Regions from separate parts of the Homo sapiens genome. Here region 1 is linked to region 2. Evidence: chromatin contacts called from ENCODE Hi-C data. All regions are on one chromosome and are shown on one strand. The core of a region is the stretch at or near the end of the contact, and the rest is flanking DNA. Distances in the headings are between cores, read along the strand shown. Region 1 holds the start of BRINP1 (BMP/retinoic acid inducible neural specific 1). Region 2 has its middle 320 kb from the start of LINC02578.

The links. Hi-C counts contacts between places; a loop is a spot of excess contacts on that map. Pooled maps may share reads with other maps.
Region 1: a loop to region 2 is called in a map of mammary epithelial cell, with 6 times the contacts of the local background. The contact joins the promoter of BRINP1 here to the enhancer-like site in region 2. A Hi-C loop is called at or near these places in 2 of 168 maps with a recorded cell type or tissue (heart left ventricle and mammary epithelial cell) and 6 of 50 pooled maps.

The regions. Positions count from the first base shown.
Region 1 is chr9:119,367,514-119,372,827 of GRCh38, reverse strand. It overlaps BRINP1 (BMP/retinoic acid inducible neural specific 1), which reads left to right and starts at 3,393. Exons shown (of 8, transcript NM_014618.3): 1 at 3,393-3,772. RefSeq lists enhancers at 2,429-2,949, 2,950-3,472, 3,473-3,994.
Region 2 is chr9:118,999,915-119,005,996 of GRCh38, reverse strand. No RefSeq gene overlaps it. Among named protein-coding and RNA genes, the nearest start is that of LINC02578, 320 kb to the right of the region's middle. Within about 2 kb of position 1,261, at least 12 of the 41 ENCODE cell types and tissues checked have a DNase peak (open chromatin) inside an H3K27ac peak, as active enhancers do; they include heart left ventricle, where a contact is called at or near this core.

The DNA.
Region 1 (5,314 bases), core at 2,144-4,643, 360 kb before region 2:
GGGATAGATATTCACAAATGAGATTGGCAAAGACAAATTTAGTGAAACTCCATGTAAAATTGTGTGAGATTTTTTATAGTACATTTTCCACAACAGAGAGGGTCTATAGCAATAGTGAGGTTCTTAAAACAGTCTGTGATATTAAAAATATTATCCATTGATTTTCAAATCTATCATACTATGAATGAAATGCTGTGAAACATTCCATTTTCTTATTAAATGCCATTGTACAAAAGGTCCTATTTTAGTGTCACCCCAAAATCTACAGACAGGAAGTTCTTTCTTAAGTCTATCCTAATCTGTTGGCAGCTCCTCCCCATGGAAGCCCTTAGTAAATTCGGTGGAAATAGCAAACAGCTGCTCACCAACACCCACCCCAAAGAAAGAACAAGACATTTCTCACATATCTCAAGCTGCCTTAAATGTTCTTTCTTTGGCAAAGAAGAAAAAAAGAAATATATTTTTGGCCTCTAAACCTTTTCCCACCCGTGTGTATTTCTGCAAAAATGTTATCCATATGGTTTTGATTGCATTCTCCATAAGTCATTAGAAATGCTTTGCACTGAGAACTTTTCTGATGACCAAGGTGTCTTCGGAGACATTTTAAAATGGCCCTCTTAGCCTTTCTTCATAGAAACAGGAAAGCTAAACTGAGCCAAATGCAAATGAACTAAGACCTGGAAAGGTTGGCATTTTATTCAAAACTCAGAAACCATAAGGCTCGAGTGAGCCTTAAATCTGTCCATGCAAAGTCTTCACCTCCTTCTCCAGGGACAAGATACACTAAATCATCCATTGGGATGGGACACAGATAATGCAATGGATCCAGACATCTAAGTTGATATTTAGGGTTGGGTGCAGTGACCCCATAAAATTCCAAGAACTTCCAATCACCCCAGGGCTTCCCCATTATTCCCAGAGGATAAAGATTTTGGACTTGGACTTGGGTGTTGAATTCCTGACTCCATCACCTACTAGCTATATTTTGGCATATAGCTAGTTTGGCATATACTCAAGTTTTTCAAGACTCAATTTCCTATGCCATAAAGATGGGATAGTATTATCTATTCATACTGCAAAGTATTTTCAGAACTGTAAGCAATAATATTCAGAACATTGCAAATAAAATGCTTGGTGCACGGTAAAAGTTCAAAATTCTCTCTCCTCTTTCTCTCTGTGTAGTATTGGTTGGAACTAGAAGAGCTCTTTTTTTCTTTAGGGAAATATTGACTGGGTGGGGTGAGGAAGAGAAAGACTGGACAGTATTCCAAAGCATTAAGTCCCCACTTTCTAAGGTATGTAGACCACAACCCATCTTGGGAGATTGATTACAAGGAAAGGGTTAAGAAGAATCAGTCAGAACTTTGGTCTTCACCTGAAGTTGCCTGACTACGTTGTCTCAGATTGATTTCAGAACTGCATTATCAGCAGGGCAGCTGTTGCCTACTAACAGTCATGGAAGTAGATCTCAGCTGGGGGATGATGGGGAAACAAAGAGAAAGATAGGGACGAATAAAGGAAGGAATGGGGCACAGACAGAAAGAGAGAGAGAGAAAAGAAAGAAAGGAGGAGAGGCAAGAGATAGTGACCTGGGGTTTCATACCGCGGTGGGTGGGAGAAGGAGTGTGTGTGGTGGGCGTATTTCTTCGTGGTCAGAATCAAAGTCAGAACTGACCTGGGGAACCTGTGTTCAAGACCTGAACCTGGACCAGAAGCCAAGGGAAAGAGAAAGTTGCCCAAGAAAAAAGGGAGAAATTTCCACCAGGCGAAAATAGAAATCGCTGACTGGGTTTGTGGCTGGAGAGCTGTCCGTGGTGCTGACTCCTCCTCATTGGGATTCCAGTGAAGGCTGAGAAGCTCTGCACTGGCTGCTCCTCCTCTCCCTTTCCTCTCCCCTCAGTCCTGACCTTCTGAGACCCAGGATCATTCTGGCTAGCTCGATGTCTTCTCCTCTCTTTCTCCCTTTCTCTTTGTCGATTAAATAATTTTTCCCGAGTTCCCAGTTCATCACTCAAACATTTCTCTTCCATTTTGTTTCAAGACTCCTCTTCCTCCAATTAGTTCACTGGCTCCTAGATTGTTCTAGGCCTCCCTGGTGGTCACATCTCTCTCTTATCATCCTTTGAATTAAAAAACAAACAAAAAACATACAATGGCAATCATAAAAGCAGACAACATGCACTGAGCACTCACTAGGTGTCAGGGAGCAGTCTAAGTGCCTTTGCATACATTAACTCATGAGCAGTCTAAGTGCCTTTGCATATATTAACTCATTACAATTCCACATCAACCCTATTAGATGGGTAGATATATTATTATTCTATTAAACAGACAAGGAATTGAGGCTTAAGGGGTAAGTGATTTCACCAAGACCAGACAGCTACAGGACTCCAACCTCTCTGGAGCCTGCACTTCTACTGAATCTGGCTCTTTTACATATTCCAACACCTTTTCCTATGACTTCCTGCCCCTCCATCTGGTAGCCTTAATGCTTTCTATTCTTGCCTAATCTTCAGGGGACTAGGGATCTGCATTGCTGATTTGGTTTAAATCAGAAGGGAAGCAAAGTAAACAAACATACCAAATGTGCGCTGTGTGGGAATTATCATACGAGGGCTTTATTTTCTGCTTCAGGAAGAGGCCCTATGTTAGCAGCCCCAGCCTGCATTCAGGCTGATTGCAGAGTATTTTGCTTTTTATTTTCATGTCTTAGTCCCTGTACCCTCGCCCCTTCCCCGCCTCTGGTGGTCTCCAGAGAACTTCGTGTCCCCTCAGCTTCTCCCTCCTACATCCTGCCTACGTAGAGAAGCTCTTGCTTCATTCTGGGAGGTTACGTGGGCTCTCGCCTACACACCGAGAGAAACAAACAGTGTCAAACACTCACAGAGAGACGCGCAGACACAAACGGACCCACACGGGCAACTCCCGAGACAAAACCCACACTCGATGGATCCACGCGGCCGTGGAAACACCTGCCGCCCCAGAAACACTCAGGTACTCGCGACACACACAGTACAGTCACGCTTAAGGGCACCAGGATTCCGGGTTTGCGCGTATGCGCGGTCCCTTTGGATGCTCGTGCGCATAGACACAACACCCTACACGCCCCAGACCCACGAAACTCCCTACGGCTCAGCCCCAGCCCACCCGGGCCGCCCTTCCCTCGAGGCGGCCTCCCGTCTCTCCTCCTCTCGCTTCTCCTCCTCCTCCGCCTAAAGATGTACAAAACACTCCTCGGAAGCAACCCCGGCGTTCAGCTCCTCCCTCCCCGCCCCCCGGCCGCCGCTCCCCCATTCATTTTCGGCCGTCGCCGGCTAAGTCCCTCCCCCGGCGTAGCCCGGCCTCCGCCGCTCCCCGCCCGGAGACCGCGGCGCACTTGGACTTCCCTCTCCATTCGCCAGCCGCCTCGCTCCCGGACCCCACGGCTGCAAACTGATCTGGCGCGCGGGGAGGAGGAGAGCGCAGGCGAGCGAACCCGCGAGAGAGGGAGAGAGCGAGCGAGCAACAGCGAGAGCGAGAGCGAGAGAGCCGGGAGGCAGAGGGAGTAGTGACCGCCTTCCGGAGCCGGGATTCATGCCTGTCCTCGGGACCAGCGAAGGGGACTTTACGGCTGAGTATGAGCCAGGCTGCTAGGAGCCAGGTACCCCCACGCCTGCAGTCCCCGCGCCGTGCCCGGAATGCGAGCTGCACGCAGGGCTCTCCCAAGTTCCCACCGAGCCGAATAAAAAGCGTCCTCCCGCAGCTCTCCGCCAAAGACGGACATTGACTCCAGGTAAGGCGGCGCCGGGTGCAGCGCCCCGCAGCCCCGCTGCCCTTGGACCCGGCCCCGGGCCGCATTCGGGGCGTCCCCGCGCTCCTCTGCCCCTCCCCCTACCGGCACCCTTGTCCGCTCTTCACCTGGCCGCCCCGCCGCCTCCAAGTCTTCTCCAGTTCTAGGGAGGGGGTTCCTGTGCCTGGGGCTCAAAGGGCTAATTGCGGGTTTGAGTGAGTGGCGTGTGTGTCCCCGCGCGCTCCCGACGTGTGCACCATGGTGGGAACTTGATGTGGTGCTAGTGTGTTTGCGTGTGCGGCGTCGTTTGCGTTTGATGCGTGTGTTCGTGGTGTGTGTGTGTGTCCGTGTGTGTAAGGGAGGGGTGAAGAGAGAGAGGTCCTATAACCTACTTACGGCGCGATGTGTGTGTGCATGTTTGTACGTATGTGTTTGTATGTGTGCCCTCGTGTGTCTTTTTAATTAGGTCTCTCCAGCTTACACGGAATGGGACCCTTACTATAGGATCACGTAGTCACCGGGAAACCCGCTGTGGACTTCCTCTTGGGGCTCTGGGCTTGGGGTTTGGGGAGGATTATGGGGCTGTAGATGGCACCTTATTTAGCCCAATGTTGGTACGCTTGAAGGAAAATTCCTCCAAACGGTGGAATCCTGCTACACTGGGACCCACAGCTTAATATGAAAGAGACATGGCCAACCCCCGAGGCAAATGAGACGCTGTCACTTTAAATTCTACACTGGGCAGACTCCAAGATTCTGATGGGAATTTGGAGACACTGGATAGTGGGTGACAGAGAAAGGGGGAAGTCAGCGGTGGGCTCCTTATCTGGGGCTTGGAAAGTCTGGGATAGGGATTTACCCTGCATCCCCGTTTGCAATCAACAGAGCCCCTCCGGCTTCTGTTGGTTTTGGGGAGGATCTGGCAAGTTTGCATGGATCCCCCTCAGGGGAAAGGAGAAAGCGTCCTCGGGGACTTGCTCATCCATCACAGTTGCAAAGGGTCTCAGAGGAAATTTCATCTGGGGCGGCTGTGGATGATATGGAAGGAGATGGATGGGGCACTTTCCTAAGACAGATTCGTCTTTCTTTCCCCATTTCAGGCGGGGAAGCCCCCAGAGAGTCTCTCCCTAAATATGCCTCTCCATGGCTCCCCTGGAGTTAGGGGGATATTGAGAGAAGGCAGAGAGGTGGAGAGGGAGAGAGAGAGAGCAAGAGCGAGAGAGAGGGAGACAGAGAGAGAGAGTGTTTCAGTACTGAGGGAGATCTACAATTTGAAAAGGGGCTGTGAGTGTGGAACCCATGACAGAATGTGGCAGTAATTGACTTAAACTGCTGTCGGTTTGCACCTCGCGTCTCTCACTTGGCTCCAAAATACTGCCAAGGGCAGGGGGGCGGTGGAGGAATCTCAGCCAGGAAGGTAGTTTGGGTCAAGGCCCTCTTTCTTCTTTCCTCCATCTCCTGGGAGGCTCTTTAGGTAGGTCCCTTGGCCACCCTGGCTTGGTACTGTTGGGCTTGGGCTCTGGGGCCAGCCATTGATTTGATTCC
Region 2 (6,082 bases), core at 12-2,511:
GAGACGGGGTTTCACCGTTTTAGCCGGGACCATAGCTGTTTTTATGCAACATTGGCAGAGTTGAGTAGTTATGACAAAGGTCTTATGGCCCACAACGCCTAGAATATTTATTATCTTGTCCCTTGCAGAAAAATAGTTTGCCAACTTCTGGTTTAGAATACTAGAAGTGTTATTATTGGATAATAATTAAGAATAAGGAATTAAGAGTGAGATAGATACTGTTTCAAATTCAATAAAAATGCTATTAAAATAACAAAAATAACCATGTGTCAACTATGTGATAAGCATTTTACTAATAATTTCAAAAATTTCATTTAATGTGCTAATCACAGCAATTATATAACATAATTATTGTTGTACTCAATTTACAAATTCAGAGATAGTTTACCTGAGTCACACACCAATTAGAATGTAAGAATTCAAACCCAGCTCAATGTGTCTCCAAAGCTCAAGCTTAATTAATTTGGATCAGGAAGGATGAATAGGGAATTTGCCAAGCTGAGGGAGAGCATCTGAGGCAGAGAAAACAGCCCCTGCAAATGTGCTGAGGCATGAATGCATGTTCAAGAAACAGGAAGGAGCATTGGAATGCAGGAGGAGACTAGACTAGGAAGGGCAATGGACTGGGTAATGGAGAGGCTGGAATGCCAGGAGAGAGTTTGTCCTTGCAGTTTCTTTAGCCAGGACTGGCTGGTGTCGATAAGCTACTTAGTGATGGTGGAGAGTATTAAAGCCCTGGGACATGGATTTCTCCCACTTATGAAACTTTTTTTGTTGCATTATGACACTCTCTAGGAGGTCAAAGGTGACTCTTTACGGCATAACCATCCCTAGCTTATTGTTTAGATCTTTATCCTTTATTGGAGAGAACAGTGCCTCATCCTACTCAGGATGCTGCTCGTACATAGTTGCTCAATTCTGAAATTTACTCACAACAATTAAACAGAAAAAATATTAGCCTGCAGGAGATATAATGGAATTGGAGGCCTGGCTCATTTCAGAGATTGCAGATGCTATATTATTTTAAAAGAGGCGCAGGAATGCTGTAGGACACTGACTTCCAGGGCAAGGTCAAGTGCTCTAAAATGTCATAGCTCTGGGCTTCTGTTCACCAACTAGAACAGTCAACATTAGATATGACCAGTTTGCATTTTTCATGCTGTCCAGAAAAGGAGACTGGGGCACCATAAAAGGAATGGCCTTCCCTGGGTCACAGAACTGGTGGAATGCTGGCTTTGTGCCAGGAAGGTTGTGTAATTTGGATTCTACATGGTTCAGAGTAGCGAGTTGCACTGGTCAAATGATCTGAATATGACTGAGGAACCACTTGACTGCCCAGATAAAATCTGCTTCAAGACTTTGGCTGGACAAAGAGAGAATTATATCCTATTCTGAAAATTATGTTTAGTAAAAGGATTGGGCATTTACAACAGAGGGACTTTCAATATTTAGAGATGGAAGGAAAGGCAGATCTCAACTCAAAATATGGAAACACATTCTGTGAATTAGAAATGATAGTGAAATAATTTTAGTCAGATGATATTTGAGAGCTTGCTCATCACTTCTCCTCTCCCACAAAATTTTATGACACAAGGCCCTAAGTATGTATGCATAGGAATCTAAGGAAGTGTAGCTCGAAATGAATTCTAAAGGTACAAAATGGATTTAAAGTCCTGTTTTATGTTAACATCCCATGCAAACTTTGCATTAAATTGAGCAATATGTCTCTTTTTGTTTTAACACAGCTTTTGGAATACTTATTATCCTGTAACATTGATTCTTGGCACACCCCTGGAGGTATAGATGCTGTAATCTGAAAAGGAGCAACTGATATCATGTAATAATTAAGATAATAACATCCCACAGTTGAAATAGGCTCTTGGAATCACCCTTTCTGATTACTGTCCAGTGCAGATATTTGTGTGCAGGGTAATTTAAGGTCATCTGATGTCCCTTGTAATTCCGAGAGTCTATGAGCTCAGACTTCAATGAATCCCTACACCAATATATTCCCAAAAAGCTGATGTTCTCACCTCTTACATATTTCATATATTTTATATTAATAGTACTATACACATACACACACACATATCATGTTTCATAAAAAGACAAAACTTTAGATTATAGGCTTTGAAGTCAGGGAAATCTGGTTTCAAATTGTAATTCCATAGATTTGGTTAGTGCTGTGATTTCGGGTATGTTTCTTAACCCTGCTTGCCTCAGTTTCTTTATGGTAGAGTGGGAATAAAAACACCTTCCTCCCAGAGTTGGTGTATGTATTAAGAGGTAAGGAACAAAAACATTTTACCACAGTGCCTAGAATATACAACCTGTACAGCAAATGAAAGCTGGAGTTTGTGTGTGTGTGGGCAGGGGAGGTGGGTGTGTGAGTGTGTATGTGTCTACATGCATACCCATGCCTGTTTATGTGTGTGCTGTTTCTTATGGTGATGGGTAAAAACCAAATGATACACTTAATAAAAATGTGTGGACTTGAGCAGAGTTGAGTCACAGTTTGGGAATAGAGGGGTTTATGGATTCCAAGCCTAACATGTAAACTGAAAGAACAGTCCACTGAAAACATTTGTTCCTTTACTTCTTGGCTCCAGGAAGCTCCTGACATAAAAAATTCTGGAATTCAGTTCTGTAAAACTGAGAGTCTGAATTTCTTCTATGCTCAGACATATGCACTGCATCCCCAGACACAACAGATGGCCAGCTCTTTGCACACAAACCAGCTTTGTAGAAAGGCACTGGGCATAACAGGGAGGAGAGAATCTCTACACCAACATTACTCTCCTTGAATTGAAGAATACGTCTCTGTTACTTGTCTTCGTTGACGATGAGGAATTAACTGGACTTTTGGGATACCCTCTAAACCAAGAATTACCGGTGGATAGCACTGATGTCATTCAGTTTCTTCATTAAAATGTCTGCTCCCTAGCTCTAAATGTGAGCTTCAGATCAAGAAGACAGAGCTAATTATTTATTTTTCACTGGGAGAAGGATGGTGCCTGCAAGGTAGTGAATTTCAAAAGTCCTTTATCCACTCTAGGCAAAGGGAACTTCAAGTTATTGAGCTTGTGTGTAGTTCAACTCCCAAGAAAAACACTGTCTCTGGGCAGCTCACAGCAGGTACTCAGTCATCAAAGTGCTGGAAAAAATCTGTACTCCACATAAACTTGATGATATACACTAATAGGAGCTGTGTTATATACAGTGAATGTACATAAAAAATACAACTCTATTTATAAAATCTTTTTTCTGCTTTTTTTCCCCCAAGATGTTCCTTTTTCCAAATTGAGCAGATGGGGTCCTGTTTTTTACTTTGGCAGCTCTGAGACCCTTGGGAATTTCAAGGCATTTGCATATATGTGAATCCTTGTTATATACGTGTTTATTACTTAAGTTCAGTTAGTTATGATTGTGCTAATGTCTTCATTACACAAAAATATTCAATAAAACTATTGTTATAAAATTAACCTCTGCCGGCCGGGCGCGGTGGCTCACACCTGTAATCCCAGCACTTTGGGAGGCTGAGGCGTGCGGATCGTGAGATCAGGAGATCGAGACCATCCTGGCTAACACGGTGAAATCCTGTCTCTACTAAAAATATAAAAAATTAGCCGGGCATGGTGGCAGGCACCTGTAGTCGCAGCTACTTGGGAGGCTGAGGCAGGAGAATGGCGTGAACCCGGGAGGCAGAGATTGTAGTGAGCGGAGATCGCGCCATTGCACTCCAGCCTGGGCGACAGAGCGAGACTCCGTCTCAAAACAAAAACCAAAAAAAAAAAAAAAAAAAAATTAACCTCTGCCTAGGCGTCTACTCCATTTCTTCCCATCTGATAAAAAAACTTTTTGTTGTCGTTTAGGCTGTCATGATTTTATAAAATATTTTGAGCACTAGCATCATAATGAGAATACAATGCATTTCACTTGTAAAGTGAAATTGTAGTCCTGTGAAAGCTATACAATATCATGAAGTTGATGAAAGTGATGCTAAGATTTGCTAAAATCACATCCTAAGCCATTCGCAAATAAGGATTTGGCTGAGTTAAACCAATTAACAATTGAAAAAAAGAAAATCAACATGGAAGATGATTAGAAGCTTCAAAAGAGAAATATTTGAATATCAAAAGCTTAGGAGAAGGCTCAGAAGAAAAATGATGAATCTCTCAAATATTTTTACAAAAATTACCTTTTCTCCTAATTATGATATGAAAGTTAAATGCAAAGTGAAGGATTTCATTTCATTTGATCATACAATTTTGTCAGAAAAATTACTGTCAAAAAATCAAGGCCTGGTTCATTTTCTCATCATTTTATGAATTAGCTTTCAGTTAAAATTATTAAATAAATTCTGACTATATAAGTTAAATATATTAATGCATTTTAGTTTCAAATGCCAAACTGAACTTTTTGCATGCTTTTCGCTGGAATTATGTTTCTATGTAAGGTAGACTCACTTTCTAGTGGTTTTGATTTCAGAGAAGCATGCTGCGTGGTAATTAAGGTAGTTAAGACTGTGCACAGAATCTGGAGTCAGGATGCGAGGTTTTGAATTTAAGGTCTCGTACTTATTACACAACATGGGAAGGTTGTTCAACTTCCCTGTTCGACTTCCCCGTGTCTGGTATTCTTTGTCTTGAAGGTTGAATTAATAGCAGTCTTATTTGAGCAGAGGATTGGGAGTAAGGCAGACAGTATTATATTAAAATGCATCTGGACAGCCTTTGCAGTTGAGTGTGTCTGACTTCTCTGACTGTGGGGTCCATGCTTTCTATGAAGGAATGACTGATTTCATTCCTTTTTGCATCCCTCTCTGGAAACAATGTCCTGTTCCTCTTCTCCTAGTTACACCTTTTCTTCTTAGCTTTGTCATCAACTATTTCCCGAGGCCTTTCCTGACCATTTCTAATGCCATACAGATTAGGTGCCCCTTCACTGCAATCCTTATAAAATTAGTGAATATTTCTATACCTTCTCTGGTTCAATCCTTTTTTACTTCCCCAGTTTGCTGAGGGGTATATGTCTTTCTCAGCTATGAGTAAACATATACCACACAGACACTCACTCACACACAGATTTTCATCTCTGTTTTCCTAGTGCTTATCACAGGCCACCCCTAATCATTATCAATGAAAGAATGATTGTCTCAATGGGACAGGCTAGGGCAGCAAACAAACGAACACGAAAAACAACTCTAGAGTGAGAAGCACTGACCAGGTCTCCCTTGAGTTGCCCTGGAACTTTGAACAATTCATTTATTTATAAGCCTCAGTTTCCATGTACTCTAGAGTGAAGGAGCTAGATTAGTTAAATTCTGTGGGCTCATTCAGCTACAATGCCCTACGGTTTGGAGACATCCATAAAACTAAAGTGACAAACCTGAAAGGGGCTATGTTGATTTTTTTTCTCAACCTGTAAAAGGGAGTTGTCTTGAAATAGTGAATGAGGTCTCATTGCTGTGCTCTGTCTTTACCCATTGATGAATAGTTGAGCCCGGCAGTCTCTCAATTTAGATCAATCTGGGTATTCTCTGCTCTATTAGCAGAACTTCAGCTAAGGTAACGGGAGTCATTAATCCTTGCTTGGGGGCTTGTGCCTCTTGTCTGTGTATCCTAGTCATCCCCACCACCAACACCCCACCACTGGTACCCTTTGTTGTGAGCTACTGTCTTCCAGAAAATGTACTAAAAAAATGCTTTTTATACAATATCTCATTTAATCCATGCACAAACTCAGTGAGACTGACACTATTGTCCCTGCTTAATGATTTAGATCATTGAAGCTAGGAGGGATTAGAAAACATCTTGGAGGTTTCCTTGGCAGTAAATTACAAGGAGTCAAACCATCTCTCTAGCTTCAGAGCCCTTGCTTTTTACCACCACATTTCACAATCCCTTGAGTTGTATTCTATTGTGCCATTCTCTGACAACACCTTGTCATATGAATGTCTCTTCTTCCAGTTGACAAACCATTTGTTGCCTACATGTGTGCATTGTGGGTGCAACTGAATACATGTTGAATTTTTTGGTAAGTCTCCTAAAGGCCTATAGACATGAAAGATAGCAGATACAAG